3 separate regions of the Homo sapiens genome follow, and regions 2 and 3 are each linked to region 1. The links are chromatin contacts, found by Hi-C or POLR2A ChIA-PET in ENCODE. All regions are on one chromosome and are shown on one strand. Each heading gives the region's core, a stretch centred on a gene start or an enhancer-like site at or near the end of the contact. The rest is flanking DNA. Distances are from core to core; before and after follow the strand shown.

Region 1 (3,228 bases), core at 337-2,836:
TGCTCTCATTTCATTGGGGGAAATCACCATTAAACTATATCAACACGCAAATATAGAACTTCAAGTTTCAACAAGCACTAGAGACAAATAAAAACAATTCATGGAGAATTCGTTTAGGGAAACGGGAAAGGGCTTTCTCTGTGGGATGGACATTTGAGCTGAAACTTGTACTTCCTTGACATCTGACTTTGGTTTTAAAAAATATTTACCAGCCTGGGCAACACAGGGGAGACCCCCTCTCTACAAAAAAAGTCTTTAAAAAATTATCTGGGGCATGGTGGCACACACCTGTGGTCCCAGCTACTCGTGGGGCTGAGAGGGGAGGCTCGCTTGAGCCCAGGAACTCAAGGCTGCAGTGAGCTGAGATCGCACCACTGCACTCCAGCCTGGGTGACAGTGAGGCCCTATCTCAAAAAAAAAAAAAAAATCCGCTTTTTCGTCTGCAAACCTGGGCTGGTAATATCCCTCCCAGCTTTGCCCTTAGTAACAGGCCCTGGCTCAGTGCCTGGTTCAGCACTGCCGTTCAGTAAATGTCATGTCCCTTCCTTCCTGTCGTTCCTGGCTGTGTATGTTGCTGGAGGTCTTCTGAGGAGTGGTGTGAGTGAGCAGTCTCTAAGCGATGGGAGAAATCTGCTGCTGGCAAGTGAGTTGTGAAGCCTCTAATAGGCTCTCACTGGACCCTCTTCAACTGGGTTTGATGGCGACCCTGTCGGAGAGAGAAGGGAGGGTGTATCGTCCACTGTCAACATTCGGAAGCCTTCCTCTTTTTCTGGGGAAGGTGGTGTCGAGTAATTGAAAGGCTCTGCTGTAGAGTCAAGTCACCTGGGTACAAGTCCCAGTTCTGCAGCAAGTAACTTGACCTCTCCGAGCCTTGTGTTCTCATCTGTAAAATGGTCCGTATAATTCCTCTACAGTGGTCTGTCATGTGGAACAGGACCCAGCATTGCGGGGGCACGCCGCAAGTGGGACCGTTACCACTGTTTACACCAGAGCAAGGAGGAACTGGGGTAAAGGTGCAGAGGTTTGGGGTACAGGTAAGGAGAAGAAAAAGGCTGTCAAAGGGCTCATTCACATCATGGAGGTCCGGGTTCCTGCGCCACCCTTCCCTACGTGGGTAATCTGGGGCAGATTCCTTTATCCCTCTGATCCCGTTTCTTCGTCTGTAAGACACAGCTCCACAACTTCCTTCACTCAGTGGCTGTGAAATCCTGCAGGCAAGCCGCGTCGCATGGCCCCTGACTTCAAGTTTAGGGGAGCTGATGAGGTCACTCCCTGCTGGACAAGGGGTCTTCGGGGTGAAATGTCCAAATAAGAGAGCGGGGAGTGGACGCGCAAAGATGCGTCAAAAGGATGGAAAAGGCAGCTTTGCCCTTCGCAAACTGAGATCTCCTTTGTCCGCGAAGGGCTAAGAGCCTCAGGCTCGGGGGCCTGGTACCGGCGCGGGACGCCCGGAGGCCAGACCCGGAGCCGGCGGCGCGCAGAGCGGGGCGGCCCGGGGCGCGGGGCTGTGACCTCATCGGCCGGCGCCGTCCCGCGGGGCCATGAGATCATGAGATGCCGGCGCTCGCCGAGGAGTCGATTTGTTGGGAGCGCGGGGACAGCCGGCCGCCCGACGCGGTGATCTCATCCGGGCCCGGGGGAGGAGGAGGCAGGCGGCCGGGCCAGCCCGCGCCGCCAGGAGGGGGATTAATGGCTGCCGCCGGGTGGTGACGTCACCGGCAGCACCCGTTGCCAGGCAACGCGCGGCCACCAGCCCCGCCCCGCTGGCCCCGCCTCCTACCTGCTGCGCTTCTTTCCATCCTGGCTCGCCCTTCTCTTGCCTTTTTTCCTTTTTCTTTTGTATTGAGGCATAACTTACATACTGTGGAGTGCCCTAATTATAAAGCTCAGTGGATTTTTACAAACATATGTAATCACTCAGATCAAAGTATCAACAAAGCTGTCCGACAGAAATATAAGAGTAGTCACACAGACGATTTTAAATGTTCTAGTAGTCACGTTAAACAACTAGAAAGGAACAGGTGACTTTAATTTTAATACTATATTTTATTTAGCCTAATGTGTCCAAAATATTATTTCAACATGTAATCAACATAAAATTTTTAATGAGATATTTTACCTTTTGTTGTTTTTCTAAGACTTTGAAATTCCTTGTTTCTTTTGCTTTTAAGGGATATTGTTTGTTTGTTTGTTTGTTTTTAAAGACAGTCTTACTGTGTCTCCCAGGCTGGAGTGTAGAAGTACGATCATGCTTACTGCAGCCTCGACTTCCCTGGGCTCAGGTCATCCTCCTGCCTCAGCCTCCCGAGTAGCTGGGTCTACAGGCGTGCGCCATCATGCCTGGCTAGTTTTTGTAGAGACAGGATTTCATTATGTTTCCCAGTCTGGTCTCGAATTCCTGGTCTCAAGGGGTCCTCCTGCCTCGGCCTCCCGTAGTTCTGGGTTTATAGGTGTGAGCCACCATGCCCAGCTATCCCTGTGTATTTTAGACTTTCAGTACATCTCAATTCAGAATAGCCACATTTCAAGTGCTCCATAGCGACATGTGACCAGTGGTTACTGGATTGGCTGTGGTGGATATGGAACATTTCCGGCATCTGGAAAGTTCCTGTGTCCTCACTTCCCCCACCAGGGGTACCCATTATTCTGAATTTTATCATCCTTCAGTTATCCTTCCCTCTCTACCCCCATAGCTTGTATCTTTTCTTTCTCTTTCTCCCACATCTTACTTTATCTCCTAAGGTCTCCTAGGGTCTCCCTTTCTCTGTTTCTCAGAGTGGCACAAAGCCACTCTGGAAAATCAGGCTGGATTTAAATCCCGGCTCCACCACTGTCTAGCAACTTCGAACAACATACCCTGCCTCTTTGAGCCTCTCTCTCCTCACCAGTTAACAGGGGCAAATAATTTCAGTGTCCATCTCCTGGGATTGTCAGAGTCTGGGGACAGCCTGCAGGTACTAAGTGTTCAACCGAGAAACTCATCACTAAACTAGAAGCCAGCCCTAGTCCTTCTCTCTTTCCTCTTGTAATCCTCTCACTTGCTGGGTCTCCCACTCTGTTCTTCCCTCCCCTGCCTCTGTGTTTGAGCTTTCTCATCTAAGAAATGGGAACGCGTCATAACTACCTACAAGAGGAGCAATTGGTGTGCCGTTCCTGGCCCCTGGTAAGCGCTTAATACGGGGGTTACTCTTCCCCTGTTGCCTTCTCACCTGGACTCTGCCTCCTGGG
Region 2 (3,228 bases), core at 300-2,799, 1.6 Mb after region 1:
GACTCTAAGGAACGAATGCGAAGCCAGCGGGCCAGTGAGAAGAGGTCAGGCCGCGCAGGTCTCTTGATCATTCCAAGATCTTTGTCCTGCAGCCAGCCCCACCAGCCCCTCCAGCTCCTCCAGCCCATGCGTTTCACTTCAGAGATGTTTCATGACATAATCCGGCTCCGGAGTCCCCCGGAGTCCCGGGGGCTCACACTCCACCCTCAGGGAGGTCGCTGATGCCAGACCCTGGGAGCACCTCCCCGCTCCACTCGTCTGCGCTGCAGCCGGTTCCTATTTGCCCGACGCCGCGACTGCGACCCAGGCTCCCCGCCGCAGCCGTTCTTGGGGGGGCTCCCGCAACTCAGCGGGCGCGACCCCCCGCCCGCTCCCTCGCTGCTCACGCCGGGCCCCCGCTATGTGACTGGGGGCCCGACCCGCACCCATGGGGCACCGCTCCTCCCTCGGGGTCCGCGCCTGCACCCGACGCTCAAAGCCCCTCTCGGAGTCCCACGCTCGCATGCGCTGTCCCGAGCCCTCTGGGGGTCCCCTCCTCTCACCCCGCTGTCCTGGCCCCTCTCGGGGTCACCCTGCTCCCACCCGCTGTCCCGGCCTCTCTCTAGGTGTCCTGCTCTCAGCCCCGCTGTCTCAGCCCAGCCCCCTTCCGGGACCCCTCCTCTTCTCCCACTGTCTTGGCCCTTCCTGGGGTCTTCTCACACTCTGTTCTAAGCCCTCTGGGGATCCCCTGTCTTCACATCCCCTGACCGGTCCCCTCTCTTTACTCTGTCCTGGATTCTCTCTGGGTCCCCTCCCCTCACCTCGGGGTCTCCTCTCCCCGGGTGCTGTCCCAGCCCCTCTCGGGGTCCCCATCTCTCAGACTCTCAGTGCCGGCCCCTCTCGGGGACCCTTCCCCTCTCCCCGCTGTCCCTGACCTTTTCTGGGACCTGGTCCTTCAGGGGACCCCCTCCCCTCATCCCCCTATCCTAGTGCCTCATGAGGCACCCACCCCTCACCCCACTACCCCAGCCCCTCTCCGGGTCCCTTCCTCTCACGCGCACTGTCCCGGCCCCTCTTGGAGACCCCTCCCCTCAGACTTTCAGTCTTGGACCCTCTCGGAGTCCTCTCCACTCAGAGCCACTGCCTCGGTCCCTCTCGGAGTCCCCTCTCCTCACCCGCTGTCCCGGTCCCTCCCGGGGTCTCCTCTCCACAGTCTGCACTGTCGAGCCCGCTCCCGCAACTCCCCTCACTCTGCCTGGGGTCCCGCCGCCTCGGCTCCCACTGTCATGCCCCGCGCCCCGGTGCTCTCACCTCAGACCTGCTGTCACCACCCCCGGGCCCGGCGCCGCCGCCGCCGCTTCCTCTCCCACACTTGTTCCTGAGTCGCTCTCCTGTGGCTTGTTCCCCGGCGGATCCTTGGGTCCGGTCGCTGAGTGCCGGATCCGGCTGTGCGCAGCCTCTGCTCGCGGTCTCGGCGTTGCGTCCCACTCTCCACGCAGGACCCCGCCGCCCGGCGCCACAAGGACCCTCCCGCGGCCGCCGCCGCTGCTGCTGTCCGAGGTGCGGCTCCTGCCAGGGGTGGCCAATCGCACCGGACTGCGCCGAGCACGCCCCGCCCCACCGTCTCAGTCCGCCCGCCCCCTGCCCCGGACCACGCCCCAAGCTCGGCTCCAATAGGCTCTCTACTGACCTTCCCTGATCGCGGGGCACAGGGCCGGGGCCGTATATAGGTATTTGATTGATGGAGCCTGGGAAGCCGAGCGGTCGATGGAACCCGAGGATTGGCGGAGTTGTCGATGGGCGGGACAGGGCAGGGCGGGGTCTCCTCAGACGCGGAAGACCTTGCAACTTTAGTAACCTACGGGCCCGCCTGGGGTGCGGTCAGTCTTGTTTGTGCTGCTCTCCGGTCAAAGTTCATGGCGCTTCTCCCCACGCCTTTACTTTTCTTGGGAGATTCCCAGGGACCACCATGTTAGAGCCTTTGGGGAGGACCCCAGTCTCTCGCTAGACCTTGCACAGCTTTCTTAGTAATTCTGCCATGAACTAATATAGCATTAATTTGCCCAGGATTTGTAAAAATTTCCTGGATTTAAACCATTTCTTTTTAAAATCTCTTGCAAGGGAGTTGCCTCTCCTTGAATTGAGTTCAGCAGCCGTCAGTTTGATACCGTTGGGGGAAAAAAAATCTATATACAGTACTAGGTGCATACTTTGCCCAACTAAGCGTTCAATGCGGGGCACATTTTGATAGGTGCAAGGACAAAGCTTTAGAAATTTTCAGTTTGTAGGTTTTTATGACAGTAGGAAGACTGTGGTAGGGGAACCCTATTATTAGCTTAACAAGGTTTCAGCAAAGCTATTCAATATAACCTTTTTCCAGGGCCACAGGTTTTAATGATTCTATGTGAACGTGTGGCCAAAGGATAACGAGCTTTGACCCAGGTTTAACATGTGATAATCAGAGACTCCTCTTGATCCACGCTAAAGGATAGTGCCTGCCAGGGGTGAAAGTGCATCATGCTACTAAGACCCATTTGTGTTATTTTTGTGAAACTGGATATGCTGATCAAATCAACACCGGAAACAGAAAACTGCTTTCCTTACTCTTAACGCCAAAAGTAAGTTTATGGACTTTAGAATTTAGCATTTTATGAAGAAATTGTCTCAGGAACACATTTTGATCCTAAGTTTTGTCAGATGTATACAGGCCTTAGTTCTCAGAGAACCCTCGATTGTTAACTTTTTAACTCCAGCTGACAAAATGTGTTTGTGTTCTAAACAGTATACATGTTTCTTCTAGTGTTTTAAGAATCATACGCCATTCATCACCTGAGGTCAAGGGTTCCAGACCTGCCTGGCCAACATGGTGAAATCCCGTCTGTACGAAAAATACAAAAATTAGCCGGGCATGGTGGCACCCACCTGTAATCCCAGCTACTAGAAAGGCTGAGGCAGGAGAATCACTTGAACCCGGAGGCGGAGGTTGCAGTGAGTCGAGATCGCATCACTTCACTCCAGCCTGGGTGAAAGAGCAAAACTCCGTCTCAAAAAAAGAAAAAAAGAAAAAGAAAAAAAAGAATCATACTCCATTCCAATTGTGATGTCCCCCTTTAAAGTTTCAGTTTGGGTGTTAGGGTAGGCAGAGAAGGCCTGGAAGCAAAGAAGTTGTGGAAATGGGGCTGGCAGGGCTTCGTTTCAAGTCAAGTCGAGTTCCTGAGCGGTGTGGCTGAGTACCGTTTTGAGAAGGGA
Region 3 (3,228 bases), core at 202-2,701, 1.3 Mb after region 1:
ACCCGGGAGGCAGAGGTTGCAGTGAGCTGAGATCACGCCACTGCACTCCAGCCTGGGCGACAGAGCAAGACTCCGTCTCAAAAAAAAAAAAAAAAAATAGTGCTTATCATATTCAGCAAAAAGCAAGCAGCTTGTGGTCACAGTAAGAGCAGTTTTGGTATGAATAAATATGGTTTAAAATTGTTTTTCAAAAAACAAACATAAAAAACCAAAACCCAAACATTTCTCAGGAATTTTGTGAGGACGAATTTTGTGTGTGGAGAAAACGGACAAATACATTTCCCCATATATTTAAATGCTCAAAAGTTCACTCAGGTGCTCTCACCAGGCAATTACTATGACAAGTGATCACGTGCGAAAATACAGAGAATCTGGCTCGTTTTAAAGTGCAGGAGAAAAGCAAGGCCTTACTGTTTCTGAATTTGCTGTGTGTGTGTGTGTGTGTGTGTGTGTGTGTGTGTGTGTGTATGAGAAGATGGGATCTGGCTCTGAAGCGCAGACAGGAGTGCAGTGGCAAGATCGTAGCTCACCGCGGCCTCAAACTCCTAGATTCAAGAAGTGATCGGCCGGGCGTGGTGGTTCACGCCTGTAATCCCAGCACTTTGAGAGGCCGAGGTCAGGAGATCAAGATCATCGTGGCTAACACGGTGAAATCCCGTCTCTACTAAAAATACAAAAAATTAGCCGGGCGTGGTGGCGGGCGCCTGTAGTCACAGCTACTCGGGAGGCTGAAGCAGGAGAATGGCGTGAACCCGGGAGGCGCAGCTTGCAGTGAGCCGAGATCACGCCACTGCACTCCAGCCTGGTCAACACAGAGAGACTCCGTCTCAAAAAAAAAAAAAAAAAAAAGTGATCCTCCCGCCCCAGCCTCCGGAGTAGCTAGGACTACAAGCATGCACCACTGTGTCTGGCTTTTTTCTTTTTTTCTTTTTTTTTAAGTTTTCTGTAAAGACGGGGTCTTGCTACCTTGTCCAGGATGGTCTCAAACTCCTGGGCTCAAGCGATCTTCCTGCTTTGGCCTCCCAAAGTGCTGGGAATACAGGCATGAGCCACCGCGACAGGCCATGTTGCTGAATTTGGAAAGTGGAGCAAAGAATCATGCAAAAAATTAAGAAAACCAAAACGCAACCAAGGCGAATTCAATTGCATTTTTTTTTCCCAGCGACACTTTCTGAGACACGAACCTCTCTCTTCGGCGAACCTATTCCAGGGCGCCCTTCATTTTCATTTCTTGAAACAACAGCCTTGCAGGCCGAGCCGCTGTTCCCGAGAACTCGGCAGCCACAGGGAGCAGGTTGCATGGACCCAGGAGCGCGAGAGGCCCTGCTCTGCCAGCTTCGGCCAATCAGAGGCCAGGGAGCGGTGGGCGTGACGTGGGGCGGTGCGCGGGGCTGGGCGGCGGCTGAGGCGCGTGCTCTCGCGTGGTCGCTGGGTCTGCGTCTTCCCGAGCCAGTGTGCTGAGCTCTCCGCGTCGCCTCTGTCGCCCGCGCCTGGCCTACCGCGGCACTCCCGGCTGCACGCTCTGCTTGGCCTCGCCATGCCGGTGGACCTCAGCAAGTGGTCCGGGCCCTTGAGCCTGCAAGAAGTGGACGAGCAGCCGCAGCACCCGCTGCATGTCACCTACGCCGGGGCGGCGGTGGACGAGCTGGGCAAAGTGCTGACGCCCACCCAGGTACACCGGGCGGCGGGCGTGCAGCGAGCGGCACGGCGCGGAGGCCTGTGCCGGCCTCCTGGGTGGGACCCAGCGGAGACAGGGCCAGGGGCGGTGGGGAGGTTCAGCCTGCGTGTGTCGAGGCCCCCCCAGGCCAGAGGTCCCGGGGTCCATGTCCCATGCCTGGGGGCCACCCCGAGCACCGGGAACCCGGCCTGTGGCGTGGCCAGGCAGGTTCGGCCTGCGGCAGAAATTCATTCACTTTTCCCGGGCTTCAGACCCAAGAGGGACCTAGGTTCGGAAACAGGCCGGATCCCCCTCTCCCCCCACAGGCCAGGGCGCTGGAGAGGGACGTCGCCGGGACAGAGTAGGCTGTGGCTGCCCGGACGCCCCCAGAGCTTCCCCTAGGGCCTCAGCATTTTAGGCCTGGTTTTGGAGGGCTGAAGCCTCACCCGAGAGCCTGTGACGCATTATGTAACTGGCGATGAGCGCGCCGGCCGATTTCTCCTTTGTTAAATGGGTCGAGAGCGTCCAGCCGGTACGCTGGAGGGCAACGGTTTAGTTTTGGTCTTTGACCTCCCACGCCCACGGCTGGGGCTGCCGAAAGTGAAGAAACTAGATTTGCAGACGCCACTGCTAGTTGGTTATGAAGCTCCGGGCAACAGCGTAAAATAAACTGCCCCGACCTTACATTGTTTTGGATGTTCACAGAATTTAATTTTTTTGGATGTTTAAATATGTAGTGCCCATCTAACACAGCCTCCCTTTTCCTGCTCCCTGCCCGCCTCTCATCACCTTGGCTTTCTCCTTTTCTTTGCACTTTGAAACGTACAGTTAATGCAGATTTCACTTCAGCAGGCTCCAGGTAACCTCCTGATCACCAAATCCAGAAACGCTGTGATTCCGGACAGACAATGTAAGGGTGTCGTTGAGAGGGGACTCAGTGCCAGGGTTGGAATCCCAGCCTTATCTGTTTCTCTTAATAGTGTGCTGGGATACTAGCCCCATGGTGTTGTTGGGACTGAAATAATATACAGCCTGGGCAACATAGCAAGACCCCAACTCTACAAAAAAAAATTGGCCAGGTGTGATGGTGTGAGCATGTAGTTCCCAGCTGCTCAGGAGGCTGAGGTGGGAGGATCGATCGATTGAGCGCTGGAGGTTGAGGCTACAGTGAGCCTTGATAGCGTCACTACACTCCGGCCTGAGTGACAGAAGGAGACCTGGTCTCAAATAAAATACATAACGTATATAAAACTCCAGCTCCTGGCTCTTACAGTCAATACAGGGTCATTGATTTTATTAAAAATCTATTCTGTTTTGTCTTTGGAGAGTCTGAGATCAAAGAAAGAGTATTGGTTTCTTCAGCATTTCTTGTTTTTGAGACAGAGTCTCACTCTGTCGCCCAGGCTGGAGTGCAGTGGGGTGATCTTGGCCGCCTGCAGCCTCTGCCTCCCCAGCTCAAGTGATCCTCCCACCTCAGCCTCCCGAGTAGCTGGGATTACAGATTCCCGCCACCATGCCCAGCTAATTTTTGTAGTTTTAGTAGAGGCAGGTTTCACCGTGTTGGCCAGGCT

What was found. Hi-C counts contacts between places; a loop is a spot of excess contacts on that map. ChIA-PET counts read pairs that join two places held with the same protein, here RNA polymerase II (POLR2A). Pooled maps may share reads with other maps.
Region 2: a map of CD8-positive, alpha-beta T cell shows a loop between it and region 1 (11-fold over the local background). The contact joins the promoter of TAOK3 here to the enhancer-like site in region 1. A Hi-C loop is called at or near these places in 3 of 168 maps with a recorded cell type or tissue (CD4-positive, alpha-beta T cell, CD8-positive, alpha-beta T cell and naive thymus-derived CD4-positive, alpha-beta T cell) and 10 of 50 pooled maps.
Region 3: a loop to region 1 is called in a map of naive thymus-derived CD4-positive, alpha-beta T cell, with 26 times the contacts of the local background. The contact joins the promoter of PEBP1 here to the enhancer-like site in region 1. A Hi-C loop is called at or near these places in 2 of 168 maps with a recorded cell type or tissue (CD8-positive, alpha-beta T cell and naive thymus-derived CD4-positive, alpha-beta T cell) and 5 of 50 pooled maps. POLR2A ChIA-PET finds 5 or more read pairs at or near these places in 1 of 52 experiments (T-cell).

Annotation. Positions count from the first base shown.
Region 1 is chr12:116,817,910-116,821,137 of GRCh38, forward strand. The region is part of intron 7 of RNFT2 (ring finger protein, transmembrane 2); the gene reads left to right. Among named protein-coding and RNA genes, the nearest start is that of HRK, 62 kb to the right of the region's middle. RefSeq lists an enhancer at 1,214-1,263 and a silencer at 1,464-1,823. Within about 2 kb of position 1,587, at least 40 of the 41 ENCODE cell types and tissues checked have a DNase peak (open chromatin) inside an H3K27ac peak, as active enhancers do; they include CD4-positive, alpha-beta T cell and CD8-positive, alpha-beta T cell, where a contact is called at or near this core.
Region 2 is chr12:118,371,358-118,374,585 of GRCh38, forward strand. It overlaps TAOK3 (TAO kinase 3), which reads right to left and starts at 1,550. Exons shown (of 21, transcript NM_016281.4): 1 at 1,291-1,550. RefSeq lists silencers at 390-479, 580-639, 1,424-1,673 and an enhancer at 1,994-2,043.
Region 3 is chr12:118,134,673-118,137,900 of GRCh38, forward strand. It overlaps PEBP1 (phosphatidylethanolamine binding protein 1), which reads left to right and starts at 1,452. Exons shown (of 4, transcript NM_002567.4): 1 at 1,452-1,672. The coding sequence starts at 1,538. It overlaps LOC101928274 (a long non-coding RNA gene), which reads right to left and starts at 1,320. Exons shown (of 4, transcript XR_945409.4): 1 at 1,185-1,320. RefSeq lists an enhancer at 1,247-1,747 and a silencer at 1,740-1,829.